2 separate regions of the Homo sapiens genome follow, and region 1 is linked to region 2. Evidence: chromatin contacts called from ENCODE POLR2A ChIA-PET data. All regions are on one chromosome and are shown on one strand. The core of a region is the stretch at or near the end of the contact, and the rest is flanking DNA. Distances in the headings are between cores, read along the strand shown. Region 1 has its middle 14 kb from the start of ACAD9-DT. Region 2 overlaps RAB7A (RAB7A, member RAS oncogene family).

The links. ChIA-PET counts read pairs that join two places held with the same protein, here RNA polymerase II (POLR2A).
Region 1: POLR2A ChIA-PET joins it to region 2 with 10 read pairs in Panc1. The contact joins two enhancer-like sites. POLR2A ChIA-PET finds 5 or more read pairs at or near these places in 3 of 52 experiments (H1, Panc1 and T-cell).

What each region holds. Positions count from the first base shown.
Region 1 is chr3:128,862,537-128,867,926 of GRCh38, reverse strand. It overlaps the pseudogene IFT122P3. Among named protein-coding and RNA genes, the nearest start is that of ACAD9-DT, 14 kb to the left of the region's middle. RefSeq lists an enhancer at 2,894-3,720. Within about 2 kb of position 3,020, at least 4 of the 41 ENCODE cell types and tissues checked have a DNase peak (open chromatin) inside an H3K27ac peak, as active enhancers do.
Region 2 is chr3:128,755,760-128,761,587 of GRCh38, reverse strand. All of the region lies in intron 1 of RAB7A (RAB7A, member RAS oncogene family), which reads right to left. Among named protein-coding and RNA genes, the nearest start is that of RAB7A, 32 kb to the right of the region's middle. RefSeq lists an enhancer at 2,617-3,116. Within about 2 kb of position 1,992, at least 7 of the 41 ENCODE cell types and tissues checked have a DNase peak (open chromatin) inside an H3K27ac peak, as active enhancers do.

The DNA.
Region 1 (5,390 bases), core at 1,771-4,270, 110 kb before region 2:
GGTCTTGACTGTTGCCCAAGCTGGAATGCAGTGGCACAGTCACTGCTCACTGTAGCCTTGACTCTGGAGCTCCACTGATGCCCCCACCTCTCTGTGCAGCTGTGTGACCTCAGGCAAGTTACTTAACCTCTCTGTGCTGCTGTGTGAACTCAGGCAAGTTACTTAACCTCTGTGTGCAGCGTCAGTCGAGTTACTTAAATTCTCTGTGCAGCTGTGTGGCTTCAGGCAAGTTACTCAACCCCTCTGTGCAGCTGTGTGGCCTCAGGCAAGTGACTTAACCTCTCTGTGCAGCTGCTTTGCCTCTGACAAGCCATTTAACCTCTCTGTACAGCTGTTTTGCCTCTGGCAAGTGACTTAACCTCTCTGTGCAGCTGTGTGGCCTCAAGGAAGTTACTTAAGCTCTCTGTGCAGCTGTGTGGCCTCAGGTAAGTTCAACCTCTGTGTGCCACGTGTGGCCTCAGACAAGTTGCTTAACCACTGTATGAAGCTGTGTGACATCAGGCAAGTTGTGTAGTTTCTCTGTGCAGCTGCATGGCCTCAGGCAAGTTACTTAACCTCTGTGTAACTGTGTGACCCAGGCAAGTTACTTAACCTCTTGTGCAGCTGTTTTGCCTCTGGCAAGTTACTTAACCTCTCAGTGCAGCTGTGTGGCCTCAGGCAAGTTGCTTCACCCCCTCTTTCCAACTCTGAGACTTCAGAGAAGTTTTTGTTTTTTGAGGACAGCGTCAGGCCAAAGGTGCAGTGGCCCTCACACTCATAGCAGGCCCCCCCATTCTGGCAGAGTTGAGCTACAGCCTCTGGCTACATGTAGACTTGATTAGTGGCTTAAGGTCATCAGAAGGTGGAAGATTTGTTAGAGATGCTGCTTCTGTGGATTTCTAGAGGGAGGCAGAGATTGTTACCTAGGTCAGCTCCTGATTAGGGCAGCGAGTGGGCTAAGGCAGTGCGTTCCAGCATGTGTCCTAGAGAATGCTGGGTCCTCAGGATACTGATAGATGTCATAAGAAAAATTGGCCCCTTGGCCAGTTCGGTGTGGGATGTTAAACAGATTTCTGTGTGTGTATGTATGCATGTGCATACATGTTCTTTGCTCAACATAAGAAAAGTTCTAAGTGGGCTGCTACATGAAACTTTGAAAGTGAAAATGAGCCAGTCGCAGTGGCTCATATCTGTAACCCCAGCACTTTGGGAGGCCGAGCCAGGTGGATCACTTGAGGTCAGGAGTTCGAGACCAGCCTGGCCAACATGGCGAAACCCTGTCTCTACTAAAAATACAAAAATTAGCTGGACGTGGTGGCGGGCGCCTGTAATCCCAGCTATTTGGGAGGCTGAGACAGGAGAATCTCTTGAACCTGGGAGGTGGAGGTTGCAGTGAGCCGAGATCGTGCCACTGTCCTCCAGCCTGGACAACAGAGTGAGACTCCGTCTCAAAAAAAAAAAAAACAAAAAACTGAAAATGTAGCTGCATTAGCCTGAGAGCCAAGCTGTGCAGCAGATGGCTTATGGCTAAGGCTTGTCAGGTCTTTGCTGGGGATGGAAGTCACGGGGTGTGAGAGCGGTGGGTGAAGTCAAGAACAATGCCAAGGGGAGGTGGGTCAAGTCAAGAACAAAGCCAAGGGCTGCTTCTTTCTCAGGCAGCTCTCACTTCCCATGGGAGCATGGACTTTGGGGTCAGGTGGGCCTGAGGTCATGTTCTTAGTTAGCTACTCACAGGCTTTGTCACCCTGGGCAGGTCATTTTACCTCTCCGAGGCTACAGTTTCACATGAGGATAATACTACATTTCACAGGGCTGTCAAAAATAGATATCAAGGTTGGGAGTTAAATCCAGTTTCAAAAAAATACCCAAACAGGGATATTAAAGCAGGCATGCTGGTGGGTACCTGTTGTCCCAGCTACTCAGGAGGCTGAGGCAGGAGGATTTCTTGAGCCCAGGAGTTTGAGGCTGCAGTGTGATATGATTAAGCCTGTGAATAGCCACAGTGGTCAGCCTGGGCAACATAGCAAGACTTTATCTCTAAAAAAATTTTTTTTTAAACCAGGGATATTAGTAGATGATGGCTGTCATCATCACTGTCATCATTATTATAATTTTCTACCACATGTCTTGTCAGTGTTCATAGTAGCCTTTTCTTATGTTAGTTCGTGACTCAGATCTCTGCTAGGTGGCATCTCCTAACGCTGCAGTCTGGGTAATGTCATCAACAAATCCCCAGTCCGAACAGACACTGAAGTGAGCTCGGCCTGTCTCGGGTCTGTCATTACTTCTGCAGCCTCTGATGAACCTCGCTTCTGGCCTCCTAAGGATAAGCCAACGCCCCACCCCCTCTTTCTTTTGATGAGTCCTTTTCCCTGCACGGAGCTTCTGGTGAAGGTGGTGGGAGTTGTTCTTGCAGAGCACATGGGAGTCCAACGGCCTGGCAGTGGGCCAGGATCTTGTTGCCATGGTGACTGACACTGTTTTCGCTGAAATTTTGCCAGATCCTGAAGATCTTCGTGGACAATCTCTTTGCTATCGTCCTGCTGAAGCAGGCCACAGCTGTGCGCTGCTTGGACATGAGTGCCTCCCGTAAGAAGCTGGCCGTGGTAGATGAAAATGACACTTGCCTGGTGTATGACATCGACACCAAGGAGCTGCTTTTTCAGGTGAAGTCCCCGAGGGGGCCCAGGGACATCGTCCTTTGATTAGAGGCCCTCTCTAGCTTCCCAGTCCCTGCAGGAGGCTCTTCTGCTCTGGCCCAGGCAGGTCTCTGGGAGGAGCAGTGAGGGGCAGGGGCCAAGCACATGCATAGAGTCCCAGAGGCCCTGGGCCACAACCTGCTCCTCCCACGCAGGCACAAGCCACAGGGCCTGGACCAGCCTCTTTAACTTTGGTTTTCTTGCCAATGAGATGAGCCAGCAGAGCCTTTCTTAAGCGTTTTCCATGAACAAGAAATGGGGCAATGACTCTGAGGGGGGCGTGACGTTAGCACTCAGTGAATGGGGCGATGGATGCACTTCCTTTGCAGAAGTCTGCGTCTCACCTGCTGCAGGCCTGCCTCTGTCTATGCACACCTACAGCGAGGGAAGGAAACAGAATCAGTTTTGTCATCTGAAAGGGGGAAGGGGATGGGCAAGCCTGACCTTCTGTTTAATTCACAAGAATCCTAGAAAAGCCAGCAGAATGCGAAGTGCTTGGATCTTTGGGGTTGTAGGCGTTGTTTAGTGGAGTCATCCAGCCCTGTGGGCTGAAAAAGTGTGTCACCAGAGAAGACAGCCCGGCAGCTCTGTGCCCCGGGCCTGGCTGGCTTTCTGCTGGGCTCGTGCCATTCTTTGTCTCTTTTGGGCTTTGGAGGTGGGGAGGGCTGGTTTGGCAGAATCGAGTTCCCCTCAAAGCTGGAGCCCCTCCTAACTGGTTTCCTCGGCCACTGCAGGGTTTCCTGATGTTACTGGCAGATTCAGTTCCCTTACCAGGCTCCTCTTTGCTCTCCGCAGCAGAATCAATAGGGGGGAGGGGCCTGGAGTGGGGAGCAGCCTCAGTCAATTAGAAGGGGTTACCTCGGCCGGGCGCAGTGGCTCATGCCTGTAATCCCAGCATTTTGGGAGGCCGAGGTGGGCGGATCGCGAGGTCAGGAGATCGAGACCATCCTGGCTAACATAGTGAAACCCCGTCTCTACTAAAAATACAAAAAATTTGCTGGGCGTGGTGGCAGGTGCCTGTGGTCCCAGCTACTTGGGAGTCTGAGCAGGAGAATGGCATGAACCCGGGAAGTGGAGCTTGCAGTGAGCCAAGATCGCGCCACTGTACTCCAGCCTGGGCGACAGAGCGAGACTCCATCTCTTAAAAAAAAAAAAAAAAAAAAAAGGAGTTACCTGGCCACCTCTAGCCCAGAGGTGACTCCCTGTCAGTCTCAACTCACTCATGTCCCTGAGAGAGTAGAATGGTTCGGGGGAAAGAGAGGGCACACCCTTCAGGCTGACCTAGGCTTGGGTCCTGCCTGCATCCCTTCCTGTGTGATCTTAAGCAAGTTAGTGAGCCTCTCTGAGCCTTGATTTCTTTTCTCTAAAATGAAATTAGTAATTGCCCCTCACAGAATTGCTACAGGAATGAACAAGATACCACAGTGCCTAGCTCAGTGCTGGGCACAAAATGGGGCCTGAAATGTTACCTCCCTTCTTCCCAGCCTCACCTCCCACCTATAGGGGGCGTAGCTGGCCCCAAATGTGAATCTGTGTCTGAGCCTAGAATCATACAAATGTGGAAGGGTGTCTGCGTGCCCCCGTCCCCACTGCTGGCTCTATAGCAGGCTAGGGGAGGTGATTCTCAGCCCTGCCAGGAGACATCAGCATTCCCAGCTGTGACATTGCCTGCTGGCTTTTCCTCTTCTCCACTGCCCCTCCCCCTACACATAAAACAGCTATATATTTTTTTCTCATTATAGAAGCAATCTGCGCTCATTTATAAAAGATTCAGACATTGTAAAACATTCTAGGCAGAAAGCTGTGAGCATCTACTGGTCCCTGAGGCTCCAGGGCTGAGCAGGGAACTGAGGTGCAGTGGGTGCCTCCCAGGGTGACTATTTTCACAATGTGTGGACTGTAAATGCAAAGAACAAGATATTCTTTTCAAATCTTACAAATAACTTACCGTTCTTTCTCTTATTATCAAACAATAGATAGATGTTCATGACAGAACAAATTCAGGCAAACAAAAAAGATTTTCTCATTACACAATTTCGCCCACCCATTAACGCTGTTAATCCTTTGGAACATATTCTTGTAAATCTTCTGTTTACAGAGATGTATATTCCTTCTGTAATAGAAGTGGAATCCCACTTTGCTGATTCTCCACCTTCTTTTTTTTTCTTTTCTTTTTTTTGAGACAGTTTCGCTCTTGTTGCCCAGGCAATGCCACCATGATCTTGGCTCACTGCAGCCTCTGCCTCCCGGGTTCAAGCCATTCTCCTGCCTCAGCCTCCCGAGTAGCTGGGATTACAGGCACATGCCACCACGCCCGGCTAATTTTTGTATTTTTAGTAGAGACAGGGTTTCACCATGTTGGCCAGGCTGGTCTCGAACTCCTGACCTCAGGTGATCCACCCGCCTTGGCTTCCCAAAGTGCTAGGATTACAGGTGTGAGCCACTGCACCTGGTCTGATTCTCCACTTTCTATATAGGGACTCATATTGCAGGAGAATATTTTTCTTTTTTTTTTATATTATACTTTAAGTTCTAAGGTACATGTGCACAACGTGCAGGTTTGTTACATATGTATACATCTGCCATGTTGGTGTGCTGCACCCATTAACTTGTCATTTACATTAGGTATATCTCCTAATGCTATCCCTCCCCCCCGACTCCATGACAGGCCCCGGTGTATGATGTTCCCCATCTGTGTCCAAGTGTTCTCAT
Region 2 (5,828 bases), core at 743-3,242:
GGTACATAAGGCCTGTTCAGAGGCTGGTGATCTTAACACAGATTCATTTCCCAAGCACCTGCACCAGCCCAACTGCTAGAGATGCAAAGATGACCAAGATAGTCTCCCTACCTCAAGCTTGGTTTAAGGAGACCCTGGATAAGCAGACAGGAAAATGGCAATAAATGTATGATGTCATAAGAATAGTCAAGACTTCTTCCTCCGAGTGGGATGGGGGGGTATAGAGGACTTTGACTATGGTTTGCCATATTTTAAGTTTTAAAACAATGACTATGTATGACTTCGTAATCAAAAGAAACTCTCAACACAAAAGGGGTTAGAGGTGATCAGGAATCTAACCCATTATATGAGGGCTTTAAGAACGCTTCCCAAAGAGGATACCTAGATGTTGAATCCTCAACTGGGTACAGAGATTATCTTAGAAGAATACAGGCCAGAATTTTAACATGGGGAGGAGGCAACAGGCTGAGAAACCTCAAGAACAGCTGTGCTTACTTTTTATACACTTACGCCAAGGATTTGGGGGCTGGAAAAATCTGACCTCTTGGTACTCTTGTTTCTACTTAGCTTTAGAAACAAATTCGTGCATCTGTACAATTTCCATCCTTATCTGTAAGAAAGGCTTCCTCTCCACCTCTTAGGGTTGTAGGGAGGATTCCACAGGCAAATGGGAGATGAAGCTTTTTAAGGGATAAAACACTTTATATAGGTCTATACCTTAACTGAAGTCGCTATGGGACCGGCAGTGGAAATGACATGATTTTGCCTAGGTTCCCCTACAAAGAGGATTCGACCACAAAAGATTTCAAGGCCTACACTAGTTCCATATGTTTATAACTCAGTTTAAGCTAGAGGCTGTTTTTCTGCAGCTCTTGCTAGCCAAAAACCTAACCACCTTACACTCCAGGCTTTGCCTTTGTTATGATTGCTAGATGAATTTCCTTGCTTCCACACAAAGGCTTGACAATCAACAGACGGTTAGGTGACAGCATTGACCTTATTGCTCATCCCAGTATATCTAAGGGGTACTCACAAACCAGCTATTAGCACTCTACATTGTAGGAAGTGTTTCTGAAACAGAGATATGGGAAGGATCAATATAAGAATCCTCCAAGATAAAACCTATCTCTGGGAAAAAGTGACTCCATTATTGCTGGAGTATTTGGGCTCTCCAGAGATAAACAGAACCAATAGATTACACATAAAGACAGTTATTACAAGGAATTGGCTCACAGGATTATGTAGGCTGAGAAGTCCCATGACCTGCAGTTGGGAGGTCTGAGAATCGGGAGAGCTGACAGAGTTAAGCTCTAGTTGCAGCCTGGAGTCCAGAGGGCAAAGAACACCTATGTCCCATCTCAAGCACGGTCAGGCGGAGAAAGAAGACTTTCCTGCTCAGCCTCCTTCTCTAAGCAGCCTCCCGTGGATGAAGCTCACCCACGCTGGGGAGGGCAGCCACCTTCACTCAGTCCACCAAATCTCATCCAGAAACACCCTCACAGGCACACCCAGAATAATGTTTAGCCACATATCTGGGCACCTGAGGACCAGTCAAATTGACTCATAAGTCATCATCGAGGCTGGGCATGGTGGTTCACGCCTATAATCCCAGCACTTTGGGAGGCCGAGGCAGGCAGATCACCTGAGGTCGGGAGTTAGAGACCAGCCTGACCAATATGGAGAAACCCCGTCTCTACTAAAAATACAAAATTAGCCGGGCGTGGTGGTGCATGCCTGTAATTCCAGCTACTTGGGAGGCTGAGACAGGAGAAGTCGCTAGAACCCAGGAAGCGGAGGTTGCAGTGAGCCAAGATTGCGCCACTGCACTCCAGCCTGGGTAACAAGAGCGAAACTCCGTCTCAGAAAAAAAAAAAGTCACCATCATACACGGGCAGATATGAAAACCTAACAGAGCTTACTTGAGGTTCAGGTACCATGGGGTGTTGTAACGCCCAAGCAAAAGCTGAGATCTTCAGGCTGAGGAGGAAGTGTTAAAGAACAGAATGTCAAAGGTTTCACAACACTTTGCTTCTATTTCAAAAGCTACATTCCTGCAAAGGAAGTGTAAAAGGACTAAAACTTAAAACCCATTCTCAAACTGGGCCCACAAGATCTTGGCAGAATAGACGTCCACCTGCCTCACAAGATCACCCAGTGCACAGCCTCCCTCAGACAACTTTTAGGTAGTCATGGCTAGAAACTGATCCGAGATGGCAATGCACAGCAACTGGGATAATCGGGGAAAGGAACTAACATAAACCTTCCTTACCTACCACATTAAGCTCCTGTGGCTTTTCCACCGCTAACACTGAATTCCTGCCACATTATGAGGAGCTAATACACAGTTTACTTAATCTTATTCCTCTTAGGTTAAACCATTTGCCTCAGAATGTAAATTCTCAGTTTCCCTGTAGCTACTCAACAATCTCAATGTAACTATGAAACCATATTTCATGGCCAGAGACCTATCAGCTTATGGCACATTTGGATTTCTTTGGAAAAAGAATTTGAACAGAAGATACTGATCTTAATTTAACTCATTTGTAAAACACAGGGGCTGTAAGTTGAAGATCACTGAACTTAAAAACAAGCTGTAGTCTGTTTACTACTCAACCAAAGCCTGAGTGAGTAGCATTAGAACAGTAAGTCCCCTTAAAACTCTGAGCCAGGGATTTTGTTTCTTTGTGGCAACAGAAACATTTCAAATGAACTCATATGTTAAATCTTAAGCAAAAAACAGATAAAACACAGCTATTCGTGGGATGGCCGAGAGCAATCCAATGCTACCAAAGGATCATGTTCAAGGAACCCTCAAGAGTTCTGTCCACAACCAGAATATCATTGATATACTCCAAACCCTTTTATCTGATATATGAGAAAACTAATGCTCAGAGACAGAAGCATGCTTGCCCAAGAGTAAAAATCCCTAAAGATTTTTCGTTGTTGTTTTAAAGTCATTCATTCTTGATGAATGTCACTACAAACAAGCAGAATTAAAAAACCAAACGCAGGAGGCTGGGCCAGTGGCTCACGCCTGTAATTCCCAGCACTTTGGGAGGCCGAGGCGGGCGGATCACGAGGTCAGGAGACCGAGACCATCCTGGCTAACACGATGAAACCCCGTCTCTACTAAAAATACAAAAAAAAATTAGCTGGGCGTAGTGGCGGGCGCCTGTAGTCCCACCTACTCGGGAGTCTGACGCTGGAGAATGGCGTGAACCTGGAAGGCGGAGCTTGCAGTGAGCCGAGATAGCGCCACTGCACTCCAGCCTGGGCGACAGAGCCAGACTCTGTCTCAAAAAAAAAAAAAAAACAAAAAAACAAACACTGGGGTGGTGGCTCACACCTGTAACCCCAGCAATTTGACAGGCTAGGGCAGGAAGATCATTTGAGGCCGGAAATTCAAATCCAGCCTAACCAATATAGTGAGAGGCTGCCTCTACAAAAAAATTTAAAAATTAGCCAGGTGTGGTGGCTCACACCTGTAATCCCAGTGATTTGCGAAGCCAAGGACAGAAGACTGCTTGAGCCCAGAACTTTGAAGTTAGAGTGAGCTACAATCGCACCACTGTACTCCAGCCTGGGTGACAGAGCAAGACCCTGACTCTAAAAATAAAAAAAATAAAATAGGCTGGGCGCAGTGGCTCACAAGTGTAACTCCAGCACTTTGGGAGGCTGAGGCAGGAAGACTGCTTAAGCCCAGGAGTTGGAGACCAGCCTGGGCAACACAGCAAGACCTTGTCTCTGTTTTCTTAAAAATATTTTTCTTAGGCCAGGCACAGTGGCTCATGCCTATAATCCCAGCACTCTGGGAGGCTGAGGCAGGTGGATCACTTGAGGTCAGGAGTTCAAGACCAGCCTGGCCAGCATGGTAAAACCCCACCTCTACTAAAAATACAAAAATTAGCTGGGCGTGGTGGTGGGCACCTGTAGTCCCAGTTAGGAGAATGAGGCAGGAGAAATCACTTGTAACCCAGGAGGCAGAGGTTGCAGTGAGCTGAGATCATGCCACTATACTCCAGCCTGGGTAACACAGCAAGACTTGGTCTCAAAAAAAAAAAAATTGTTTTTAAAATAAATAAAAATATTTTATTTAAAAAATAAAATATAAAACATTCATCTTGTGCCTCTGCCTCGCCTGTACTTCTAGCTTTGCTTTCAAACTGCTAAGCACACCTGGCCTCAATATCACACTTGTTCCCTCTCCTGCACCATCAGTGGCTCAAATGCCATCTTTCCCCAACCATCCTACATAAAATGGCACACTTTCACTTCACCCTGTGTTACTGTTCTCCATAGCACTTATCTGATATTCATGTTCTATCAAGTATGGCTGGGAGAGAAAAAAATGGAGAATAACTGCTTAATTTGCATAGTCTCTGGTTGGCATGAGGAAAGGTTCTGGAAATAGGTGGTGGTGATGTATGTACAAGAGTGGGACTGGGCCAGGTGTGGTGGCTCACACCTGCAATCCCAGCACTTTGGGAGGTGGAGGTGAGTGGATCACCTGAGGCCAGGGATTCAAGCCCAGCCTGGGCAATATGGCAAAACCCCGTCTCTACTAAAAAATACAAAAATGAGCCGGGCGTGGTGGTGCGCGCCTGTAGTCCCAGCTACTTGGGAAGCTGAAGCAGGAGAATCGCTTGAACCCACGAGGTGGAGTTTGCAGTGAGCTGAGATCATGCCACTGCACTCCAGCGTGGGTGACAGAGCGCAACTCCGTCTCAAAAAAAAAAAAAAAAAGATAGCGAATACTAAGGTGAAAAACCCCAACAGTCCAAATATGAACCTCGGCCATTACCACACTGTTTTCATTGGTGTAGCTTTGCAGTACATTTTGAAATCAGGAAGTGTGAGACCTCCAACTTGGTTGTGTGTTTTCAAGATTATTTTGGCTACTGGAGATCCCATGATTTTCTGTATCCATGTTAGGATGGATTTTTCTATTTTCTGCAAAACCATCATTGAGATTTTAGTAAGAACTGCATTGCATTTCTTACTTTGGGGAGTACTGTGATCCTAACAATAGTAAGTTTTTAAATCCATGAACATGAGTTACCTTTCCATTTATTAAAGTCTTTAATTTCTTTTTGCAATGTTTTGTAGCTTTCTATACATGTCTTTCTCCTACCTAATTTACTATTTTATTCTTTTCCATGATATTGTAAATATAACTGCTTTCTTAATTTCCTTTTCAGATTGTTCATTGTTAATTTTTTTTTTTTTGAGACAAAGTCTTGCTCTGTTGCCCAGGCTGGAGTGCAGTGGCACAATCTCGGCTCACTGCAACCTCCGCCTCCTGGGTTCAAGCGATTCTCCTGCCTCCAAGCGATTCTCCTGCCTCAGCCTCCCACCTCCCAAGTAGCTGGGATTACAGGCATGTGCCACCACACCCAGGTAATTTTTGTATTTTTAGTAGAGACGGGGTTTCACCATGTTGGTCAGGCTGGTATCGAACTTCTGACCTTGTGATCCACCCGCCTCAGCCTCCCAAAGTGCTGGGATTACAGGCATGAGCCACTGTGCCCGGCCCGTTGTTAATGTTATAGAAACAGAACTTTTGTTGATTCTGTAACCTGCAATTTTGCTGAATGAGTTTATCAGATCCAAAAGGGTTTTATGTGTGAGAAATTTTTACAGTTCCCTACATATAAAATCATATCACTTTAGGGGGGAGGGATAGCATTAGGAGATATACCTAATGCTAAATGACGAGTTAATGGGTGCAGCACACCAGCATGGCACATGTATACATATGTAACTAACCTGCACGTTGTGCACATGTACCCTAAAACTTAAAGTATAATTTAAAAAAAATCATTACCATT